Linked DNA regions of Homo sapiens: region 1 is linked to region 2. A link is an interaction called in ENCODE POLR2A ChIA-PET data of the cell type or tissue named here. Cell type or tissue: PC-9. All regions are shown on one strand. Links, peaks and the distances in the headings refer to the core of each region. The heading gives the core; the rest is flanking DNA.

Region 1 (5,384 bases), core at 333-5,332, 1.6 Mb before region 2:
GTGAAGGGGAAGCAAGTTATGCCTTATATGGTGGCAGGAGAGAGAAAGAGCAAAGGGAAGTGCCACACTTTCAAACCATCAGTTCTCCTGAGAACCCATTCACTATCACCAGAACTGCATGGGGGAACCACCCCCACGTGAAATTACCTCCCACCAGGTTCCTCCCTTGACACAGGGGGATTACAATTCAAGATGATTCGGGTAGGAACACAGAGCCATGCCATATCATTCCATCCCTTGCCCCTCCCAAAACTCATGTCCTTCTCACATTGCAAAATACAATTATTCCTTCTCAACAGTCCCCTGAACTCCAAATCCAAATTCCCATCTGAGACAAGAGAAGTCCCTTCTGCTTATGAACCTGTAAAATCAAAAGCAACTTAGTTACTTTTGATTGCATGCATGTGGGTTGAAAATAAAGAGGGCTTCTGGGGGACATTAGTGTCCACAGGGTACAGGCATTGGGTAAATTCTCCCATGCCAAATGGGAGAAATTGGCCCAAACCAATGGGCAATAGCCCTGTTGCAAGTCTAAATCCCAACAGAGTAGTCATTGAATCTTAAGGCTCCAAAATAATCTCCTTTGACTCCATGTCTCATATCCAGGGCATGCTCAATACAAGAGGTGGGCTTCACCCATGTGGCTCTGCAGGGTACTGCCTCCACAGCTGCTTTCTTGGGCTGGAGTTGAGTTTCTGTAGCTTTTTTTCTTTTTCTTTCTTTTCTTTTTTTTTTTTTAGACATAGTCTTACTGTATCACTCAGGCTGAAGTGCGATGGTGCACTCTCGGCTCACTGCAAACTCTGCCTCCTGGGTTCAAGTGATTCTCCTGCCTCAGCATCCCAAGTAGCTGGGATTACAAGTGTTCACCACCATGCCTGGCTAATTTTTTTATATTTTTAGTAGAGACAGGGTTTCACCATGTTGGCCAGGCTGGTCTCAAATTCCTGACCTCAGATGATCCACCTGCCTCGGCCTCCCAAAGTGCTGGGATTACAGGCACAAGCCACCATGCCCGGCCATTTCTGTGGCTTATACAGGTGCATGGTGCAAGCTGTCAGTGGATCTACCATTCTGGGGTCTGGAGGATGGTGGCCCTTGTCTAATCACTCCAGTAGTTAGTGACCCAGTTGGGACTCTGTGTGAGGGCTTCAACCCTACATTTTCCCCTCTGCATTGCCCTAGTAGAACTTCTCCATGAAGGCTTCTCTCCTGCAGCAGACTTCTGCCTGGACACCCAGGCATTTCCATACATTCTCTGAAATCTAGGTGAAGGCTTCCAAAGCTCAACTCATGTCTTCTGTGCATCCACAGGGCCAACACCCCACAGAAGCTGCCAAGGCTTGGAGCTTACATCCTCTGAAGCAATGGCCTGAGCTGTACCTTGGCCCCTTTTAGTCACAGCTGGAGCTAGAGAGTCTGGGAAACAGGGTGCCATGTCCTGAGGCTGCACAGAGCAGTGAGGCCCTGGACCTAGCCCACAAAACCATTTGTCCCTTTTAGGCCTCTGGGCCTGTGATGGGATGGGGTGCCATGAAGATCTCTGAAATGCCCTGGAGACATTTTCCACATTGTCTTGGCTATTGACATTTAGATTCTCTTTAGTTATGTAAATTTCTACAGCTAATGGCTTGAACTTCTCCCCAGAAAATGGGTTTTTCTTTTCACTGCAAGGTCAGGCTACAAATTTTCCAAACTTTTATCTTCTGCTTCCCTTTTAAACATAGGTTCCAGTTTCAGATAATCTTTTTCTGAGTGCATATGACTGTACACTTTCAGAAAAAGCCAGGTCACCCCTTGAATGCTTTGCTGCTTAGAAATTCCTTCTGCAAGATACCCTAAATCATCTCCCTCAAGCTTAAAGTTCCACAGATGTCTAGGGCAGGGGGGAAATGCCACCTGTCTCTTTGCTAAAGCATAGCAAGAGTAACCTCTGCTCCATTTCCCAATAAGTTTCTCATCTCCATCTGAGACCACCTCAGCCAGGACTTCATTGTCTACATCACTATCAGCATTTTGATCAAAACAATTTAACAACTCTCTAGGAAGTTCCAAACTTTCCCTCACCTTTTTGTCCTCTTCTTAGCCCTCCAAACTGTTCAAACCTCTGCCCATTACCCAGCTTCAAAGGCCCTTCCACATTTTATGGTTATGTTTATAGCAGCACCTCACTCCTGGTGCCAATTTTCTGTTTTAGTCTGTTTTTACACTGCTGCAGAGAACTACCTCAGACGCATAATTTATAAAGAAAACAGGTTTAATTGACTCACAGTTTCTCATGGCAGGGGTTGCCTCAGGACTCTTGATCCAATTACCTCCCACCAAGTCTCTCCCAGACACACAGGGATTACAATTCAAGACAAAATTTGGGTAGGGACACAGAGCCAAACCATATCAACAACTATTGTAATGCCCAACCTTGTTTTTACTAACCCTGTTTTTAGACTGTCCCTTTTCCTTTAATCATCTAGCCTTGTTTCCACCTGCATTGACTCTCCCTTAACTAAGAGAGCCAGACAGACTCCATCTTGGCTCCTTCACTGGCAGCCCCTTCCTCAAGGACTTAACTTGTGCAAACTGACTCCCAGCACACCCAAGAATGCAATTAACTGATAAGATACTGTGGCAAGCTATATCCGCAGTCCCCAAGAATTCGTCTGATTGATAACACCCAAAGCCCCGCGTCTATCACCTTGTAATAGTCTTAAAGCCCCTGCACCTGGAACTGTTTACTTTCCTGTAACCATTTATCCTTTTAACTTTTTGACTACTTAACTTCTGTAAAATTGTTTTAACTAGACCGCCACCCCCCCACCCCACCCGCTCCCCTTCCTAAACCAAGGTATAAAAGTTAATCAAGCCCCTTCCTCGGGGCTGAGAGAATTTTGAGCGTTAGCCGTCTCTCGGTCGCCGGCTAATAAAGGACTCTTAATTCATCTCAAAGTGTGGCGTTTTTCTAACTCGCTCAGTTACAACACTATCAACTTCCTAAACTTAATTTATAAAATTAGGAATAAATAAACACAAGTATTTACAAATTAGGCTGGGGATTTGGTTGTGTTTAATTTAGCTTCTTTGTTTTCTTGACGTGTTTAACAACAATCAACAGTTATTGAGGTAAATATTACTTTTTGTTATCACATCTCACAGCATATGGAAAAGATCTTTAATGTTTCCATTGTTTCCTGATTGGGTTCAACTTCAATTATAGTTTAAGTAAGTTAAAGTGCAATACTTATATGATCCAATTCTAGAAAGTATGATAAAATGAAATAATATGCTCTTAAGAACTATATTGAAACCATCTATATTCTGAAAACAATATTTTATCATTATTAATACATAAAAGTTCAATAGAGAAAATGCAGCATCAATTAAGTAAGAAGTTAAATCAAAAGGTGTCAATCAGAATTAATTTAAATGGATACAATATATCAGATATCTGGCTAAGTATGTGGATATTCAGGATTTAGCTGCTGGAAACCTCAGTCAAATCTGCACATCACTCTGCATCCTTGAGCTATCACATCTCACCCCTCCTACTCCTCAGGGAACCTGAAGATTCAGGAGCCGACCTGATACTCTCTGGCCACCACACTGGGCTACACGTGGAACAGTAGGTGCAAAGAGGTCACTTGGGAAAAGTTGGATTTCAAACTCTAATTCAGACAATTTTTGCATGTTGTGACCATCTTGTTTTCTTAGATCATTGCACTCTCTTGGTCATAACAACAGCTAACAAGCTTTCTTGAGCTATTTTCTCATGAGAGATGATCCACCTTTGATTAAATGAAACTGTCCAATTGTTTCTCCAAGCCTTCAGACATCTTCCCATAGGAGTCAGGGTTTTGATGTAAAAGGATGATGCTTTCATATAATTTGGGAAGTTTCTCCTCTATTTCTAAGTGATACATTTCCTCCTCCATTGATTTTCTGCAAAGTTTGATTTCACATTCTTGATTTAGTTCAAGCAGTGTCTGGAGTTTCAAAGGAAGCTTTTGAATCTCAATTTTAAATAGTGCATTTCTCACTGCACTGCTCTAATTGGGAATTCTTAAAATACTGCTTGTTTTTCTCTTTTAAGTTTTTTTTTAAAGAAAATATTTAAATTAACAGCATTAACGAGCTTCTTCAAATTGATATTTGACTGATAATCTTGGTTTCCATTTTCTGAAACCCTTTTTGTCTAATGTCAATTTGTCATCATCTGTGTAATCTTCTCTAAAAGGAGATGTCAATTTGTCATCATCTGTGTAATCTTCTCTAAAAGGAGAAGATAAGTTTATCATCTTCAGCGCAGAGTCCATTAGAGATTTTTACTGATTCTCTTTACAATTGGCCTCTTTTTCCCTTTGTGTTTTGATGTTTTCTAACACATTTTCTGTCCCTTTAGGTCCCACATTCTTTTCTTCCAGCAGCTTCTCGGACAAAGAGCTTCTTGAAGCTGAACATTTTTTATCAAAACCATTAATAACTTTTCTCTGATATTGTCCTATAGTCTTCTGAAATGACATTAATATATTTTGGCCTCAGTTCCTTGGCACTGTTGGGATTGTGATGCCTCTTTCGAATGACTGTGTCTATCTTTCACTCCGACGAGCCATTATCACTCCGGGAAATAAAATTTTGTGGAATTGGCTCTTCTGTTCTTGGTCATGAGGCTCTTCTGTATCCCCCAGTGAAAAGATGGACCTGTCTGTACCATTAGTAGGTATTGCCAAACACAGAGTTTGTAACATCAGAGGACTGACCACCACTGCAAGTGACTAGATAACTCAAAGGCTTTATTTTTTTTATTTTTATTTTTATTTTTTTTGAGGAGTCTCCCTCTGTTGTCCAGGCTGGAATGCAGTGGCACGATCTCAGCTCACTATAAGCTCCATCTCCGCGGCCCAGGTGATTCTCCTGCCTCAGCCTCCCGAGTAGCTGGGACTACAGGCGCACGCAGCCATGCCAATTTTTATTTTATTTTTGTGTTTTTAGTAGAGACGGGGTTTCACCCTGTTAGCCAGGATGGTCTCGATCTCCTGACCTCGTGATCCGCCCACCTCAGCCTCCCAAAGTGCTGGGATTACAGGCGTGAGCCACGGCACCCGGCCAACTCAAAAGCTTTATTAATGAGTCTAATATTCCCGCTGTCTTTACATTTCTCTCTTTAACTCAGTCAGCAAGTCTCTGTGCTACCTCCTTTCCCTTCATAGTCATGTTGGCTCTTCACAATAAAAACAAAGCAGCACACACCAAAATTTTCAAGGGAATCCCAAACAGACTTAGCCTTGTGTCCGTAATTCAAATGACACCACCAGCACACCATGCAGTGGCCATACGAGTAGCTGGAAAGAGCTTTTGTGGTCATTGGTAGACCTTCCATAGATCCAGTGGCC
Region 2 (5,384 bases), core at 263-5,262:
AACAGTTACACCTAAATCTGCAAAGAACTGTCTTGTGAACAATGCGTTTCCATAAACATTTGACATCACATTTTAACTTCTCCAAAAAGTAAAAGGTTGGTGGCATTACTCAGTGCTTGTAGAACAAATTGATGAATATCTTACTGGTAGTTAATCTTCATCTTTTTTGAAAAGAAAATTCTGAAGAAGGGGTACAGATACATTTAGTTTAACTGAGAAAATCAAGAGGTGAATGAAGTGGAGATACTGATGTTCTTCTGTGCGTCATAATCCAACTCAGAAGGCATTCCAAAAAAAAAGAGTACCAAAACTGTTTCGAGCAATGTCAGCACTGATAGGATAAGTATTAGTCTAGGAAAATCAGGAGCAGGCCCAGGACAGGGTGTGACTGGTAGGTTCTTACTCAGTGTTTGCTTAGCTGAATACTTAATCTGACACCTACTTTCTAATTTGTGCAATTTTTTAAACTGATTTTTTGATCTTTACAATTTTTTATTGTGTTTTAGATATATTAAATGTCCTTTATAACATGTCATCCTAGACTTTGGGATTTTACAAGAATATTTAATTAATATGAAATCCACCAATCTTAGCAGGTCATAAACAAGAATACTTTTCATTCTTAACTCACTCATTTCTGTGTATTGAGGCCATGGCGCTCTTTAGCAAGTATCTTTTGGGCAGTTAGGTGCCGAGTGGAATGATTTGCCCCGTTCTAAATTTGGCGTGTATTAAGTGAAGAGTGCCAAAATTGTTCAGGTAGTCATATTTGTAAACTATCTATTTTGAAAATAAAGATTTGAATAACTCATTGAATGAACCATTCTTTAAGGTTAAATGCCAAAAAGATAATGTTCTCATTATTCTTTCTTGATTTTTAGCAATAGGTGTTTCCATTGATGTTTTTTAAGTTTATTCAAAAATTAAAGGAAAAAAGTATAATGACAAAAAGAAAGAATAATGCCCTGTATTAATATTTAAGATAGTATAATCCTTTGGCTATCTTTAATTCCATTCTGAAAATATTAATATTTTAGTAGGAAAACAATAACTTAAGATGTAGAATTATTTTTTGTGTCAGATGTAGCATTATATTTTCTTTTTACATCTCAACTTATTTTTATGCTAGATGAGAACTTTAAAAAATATAACAGGTGTACTGTTATTTTTGAGGACTTCTAAATAAATCTCAAGAAAAGCCCTGGGGCAGAGATGAATAATAAGGGATAATAACGTTTAGCACTGTAGAGAATATATCATAAGCTACTATTGGATGATATTCTACTGTCATCCTTTTTATATATCCACACAGAAGACTTTAATGGTTTTCAAACTAACCTGGATTTATGGTCATTTCTAAGAAGAAAAAAGAAATGTTATATGTTTTTCTCAGTGAACAAGGTAATTGAATGGGACTATTATAAACAGGAAAGAGAACCCCTAGTTGTCGGTGCAGAGGAAACTGCTGGCTGGAGGAAAAGGATGCGGTGTTAGTATTTGGGAGTGTGAAGATTGTGTTTGTGTTAGAGTTGAGCTTCTGCAGGAAACAATTTAAAAACTGTATCCTATAGTGCTAGAAATTATGGTGCCATAAATTTTCTAATATTCGTATGTCCCTAAGAGGCAATATTGTTAAATTCTCTCTCTAAAGATAAATGCCTTTTCCCCCCCACCGCTTAATAGAACTCTATGGAGAACTCTTTGGTATTTTGGAAGTAACATATGCTAATTCAATTTATCCAAGTGCTGAACTCAACTTTAAATTAATATTTATGCGCTACTCCATCTTATTCCAAACTATAAAATTTATGAGGCAAATAATGAAAAAGCTGTCTTCGAGAATCATATAAATAATTCTCTAAGACATTGCAACAGCTTTAGTTGGCTCCTTGGAAAATGCACTGAGTGGAGACAGTGGATCAGGTTCTGGCCCCAACTCTTCCATGTACATAAGCTCCAGATGGGCAGGGATCGTTCTGCTTTGATCTCCACTGTCTTACCAATGCTAGAATGGAATTCCTGACCTCAGCCAAGTGGTTTGACATCTCAGTGCCTTATCTGAAGGTTAGCTTAGGGACTGGGCTTACATCCATGGTTTTCAAAGTATTCCATTCCGCGTGGATGCCACTTGTAAGTTACAAAGTAAAAAAACACGCACTTAATTATTAAAACGTTAATAAACACAACTGCATCTCGAATGCATCATATGTTGTCTTTAAACATACTGGAGACAATCAGTGCTTGCTAACTTGTTCTGCCCGATTGTGCAATACTTGGAACAAAGCTCCACCTGCTAGAAAGTGACCTCCATGAAATTTGCCTGATTTAGTGCTTGCTGCATCCCTATTGACTAGTACCAGACCTGGTATATTTGGCAAACAAATAAATGAATGATTCTCTGTAGGTTTAAACCTTTTTCTTTTGAGACGGAGTTTCGCTGTTGTTGCCCAGTCTGGAGTGCGATGGTGTGATCTCGGCTGACTGGCTGACTGTAACCTCTGTCTCCTGGGTTCAAGTGATTCTCCTGCCTCAGCCTACCGAGTAGCTGGGATTACAGGCGCCTGCCACCATGCCTGGCTAATTTTTGTATTTTTAGTACAGACGGGGTTTCACCATGTTGGCCAGGCTGGTTTCGAACACCTGACCTCAGGTGATTCGCCCGCCTTGGCTTCCCAAAGTGCTGGGATTACAGGCATGAGCCACCATACCTGGCTTAAACCTTTTTAAAATGTATGATTCAGAGAGCTTGTAGCTCTGTACTAGTTCTTTTTTATTTCCTTTAATTCAATTTTGTATGGTCCACTTCTGTAAAGTTGTGTTGGGGAATCCAGTCCCATGTCATCAGCGTGCCCTAGACTAGGCTTGGCATTTCTATCCAGTTCATGCTCTCATTATGTAATAAGCATGCATATGGAAAGTAACTTTGTGTGTGTGTGTGTGTGTGTGTAGCCCTTCAAATAAAGCTTCACCTGCTAGACAGGCTTGGGCAGGTCCCCTTCTGGGAGGATGGGAGTTTCTTGGTTGAGAGAACTAGTAAGTGAGCCAATATTTGGACTCATGCCCACCACCACCTTTGAGCTTCCTGAAGGTCCACTATTACGATTTTTAAGCAATTGCTCCAAAACAGAATTCTCTCACTGTCTACCAGTCTAGGCCTTACTTTTCTTTTTATTTCTTTTTTTTCTGAAGATTTTATTTTCCTCTTTTCCATGATTAAAAATCCTCTGAAGAGAGGCAAACACTTCAACACTCTTTTACTTTAATAACTTGTCTTCTGACTTCCCACTGGAGTAATAGTCACCAACACTCCCATCAGTTTTGTGTCTGTCTTAAACTAACTTGCTCTCTGGCATTGCCACTCCACTTCTTGCTGATTTTCATCTCCTGGTTCTCCTCACCTCAGTTAGCAAGGCCAGTGTTGTGTGTGCTGTCCATAGCTCCTTTCCTCTAGGTGGAAAGTAAATCTCATATAAAATCATCTTTCTCCTCTACTATGTAAAGCTCAACATGTATTTAGGTATCTTCCAGTGAAAAAGCACTTTTCTGGAGGAAGGAACATTGGAGATGAGAATACTCATTAATAATAAATATTACTTTTGTCTTCAGTGGAGGTGAAAATCTCGAATGCATAGGCATTTTCTAAAAGGTTACATAGGATGATGTTAAAGGGTTTAAATTATTATCATCTCCATGGAGTGGGGCTAGGATATAAGGTCAAGAGTGAAAGATTGGGAAGAGCACTACCCTTCTGTACTGTGTTGGGGTTTTTTGTTTGTTTGATTTTGTTTTGTTTTTGCCATCAGTGTGTTATTACTTTAAAGTTTTAAATCACTAGTTAAAATAATATAGAGACTGGCTGGGCATGGTGACTCATGCCTGTAATCCCATCGCTTTGGGTGGCCAAGGTGGGCAGATCACTTGAGGCCAGGAGTTCGAGACCAGCCTGGCCAACATGGCAAAACCCCATCTCTACAAAAAAAAAAAAAAAAAAAAAAAAAAAATACAAAAATTAATTACTTGGGAGACTGAGGCACGAGAATCCAAGGGAGGCAGAGTTTGCAGTGAGCTGAGATTGTGCCACTACACTCCAGCCTGGGTGACAGAGTAAGACTCTGTCTCAAAAAGTAATAATAATAATATAGAGACCATCTTGCTTTTTTCTAAGCTTAAAATTATAATATTATTAACAAATTTCAAGGACATTTCCTTCTCTATAAGAGTTTCTGCTTTTCCTAAAGTGATGCAATGGAACAGATGACTTTTAAAATAAAGATTCAGAGAATATCACTGAATCAAGTTATATAACTCCAAGTCCAAATGCAAATCATTTTTAAATTGTATTTTAGCATAATATGAGAAAAGATGGTAGAATTTAATTTTAATTTTTTTCTGTATATAACCCCCCCCCCCCAAAAAAAAACGGATGATATTTATTTATTTATGAGACGGAGTCTTGCTCTGTCAGCCAGGCTGTGATACAGTGGCATGATCTTGGCTCACTGCAACCTCTGCCTCCAGGGTTCAAGTGATTCTCATGCCTCAGCCTCCCAAGTAGCTGGGGTTACAGGCGTGCAACACCATGCCTGGCTAATTGTTTTTTTTTTTTTTAGTGGATACACGGTTTCACCATGTTGCCCAGGCTTGTCTCAAACTCCTGACCTCAGGTGATCCGCCTGCCTCAGCCTCCCAAAGTGCTGGGATTACAGGCATAAGCCACCGTGCCCAGCCTGTATACTATACTGTGTTTAAGTGTGAACAGTGGTCATTACTGAAAGTTAGACTGATAGATTTTTTCTAATTTTTCCTTAAATATTCTATAATATACATGATGAGCTGACCTTATAATCAGTGATTTTTAAAGGTTACCTCTCACTTTCAAATAAAGATGCTGTTGTTTCTCAGCTTAATCACCTACTTTTTTGCTTCTGTTCAGTATTTTGTCATAAAAACCTGGTTGGACACACCAGATAGCTTCAAAGTGGCCACCTACTTTTTTCAATGGATTAGACTCTGAATGATCTCTGGCGACTTTCTAAAATTAAATCCTCTATCAAACAAGGAAATTTCTCATCATTGAGTATAGTCAAAAGAATGATCTGTAGACTCCAGAGGAAATTCTAAAAAAAGTTTCATAAATCTATTAATTAAAAGGGGTTTTGTTTAATGGAAGCATTATTAGTTCATAGTTTTTCTTTATTGAAGGAAGAAATTACTTTGATGGGTAAATGCTGGAAAATGTTTTTTTAAATTACTTAAGTTACTATGTAACATTTTTGTTTTTAACTGACATATAGTAATTTTTCATATGTGGGGTACAGTGTGGTGTTTCCATATACATATACATTGTGTAATAATTAAATCAGGGTGATTAGCATATTCATTAC

The links. Peaks named below come from ENCODE experiments on the same cell type or tissue, not always from the same donor. Only the 100,000 strongest peaks of a DNase experiment are listed, where the experiment ranks them.
Region 1: POLR2A ChIA-PET joins it to region 2 with 6 read pairs; 2 of 35 experiments call an interaction of 5 or more read pairs at or near these places.

What each region holds. Positions count from the first base shown.
Region 1 is chr7:15,051,980-15,057,363 of GRCh38, forward strand. No RefSeq gene overlaps it. Among named protein-coding and RNA genes, the nearest start is that of DGKB, 150 kb to the left of the region's middle. In PC-9, for the core only: no CTCF peak of the experiment used is centred there; no DNase peak of the experiment used is centred there.
Region 2 is chr7:16,650,111-16,655,494 of GRCh38, forward strand. All of the region lies in intron 1 of BZW2 (basic leucine zipper and W2 domains 2), which reads left to right. Among named protein-coding and RNA genes, the nearest start is that of BZW2, 6.6 kb to the left of the region's middle. In PC-9, for the core only: no CTCF peak of the experiment used is centred there; a DNase peak (open chromatin) is centred at 2,991; H3K27ac peaks cover 998 bases.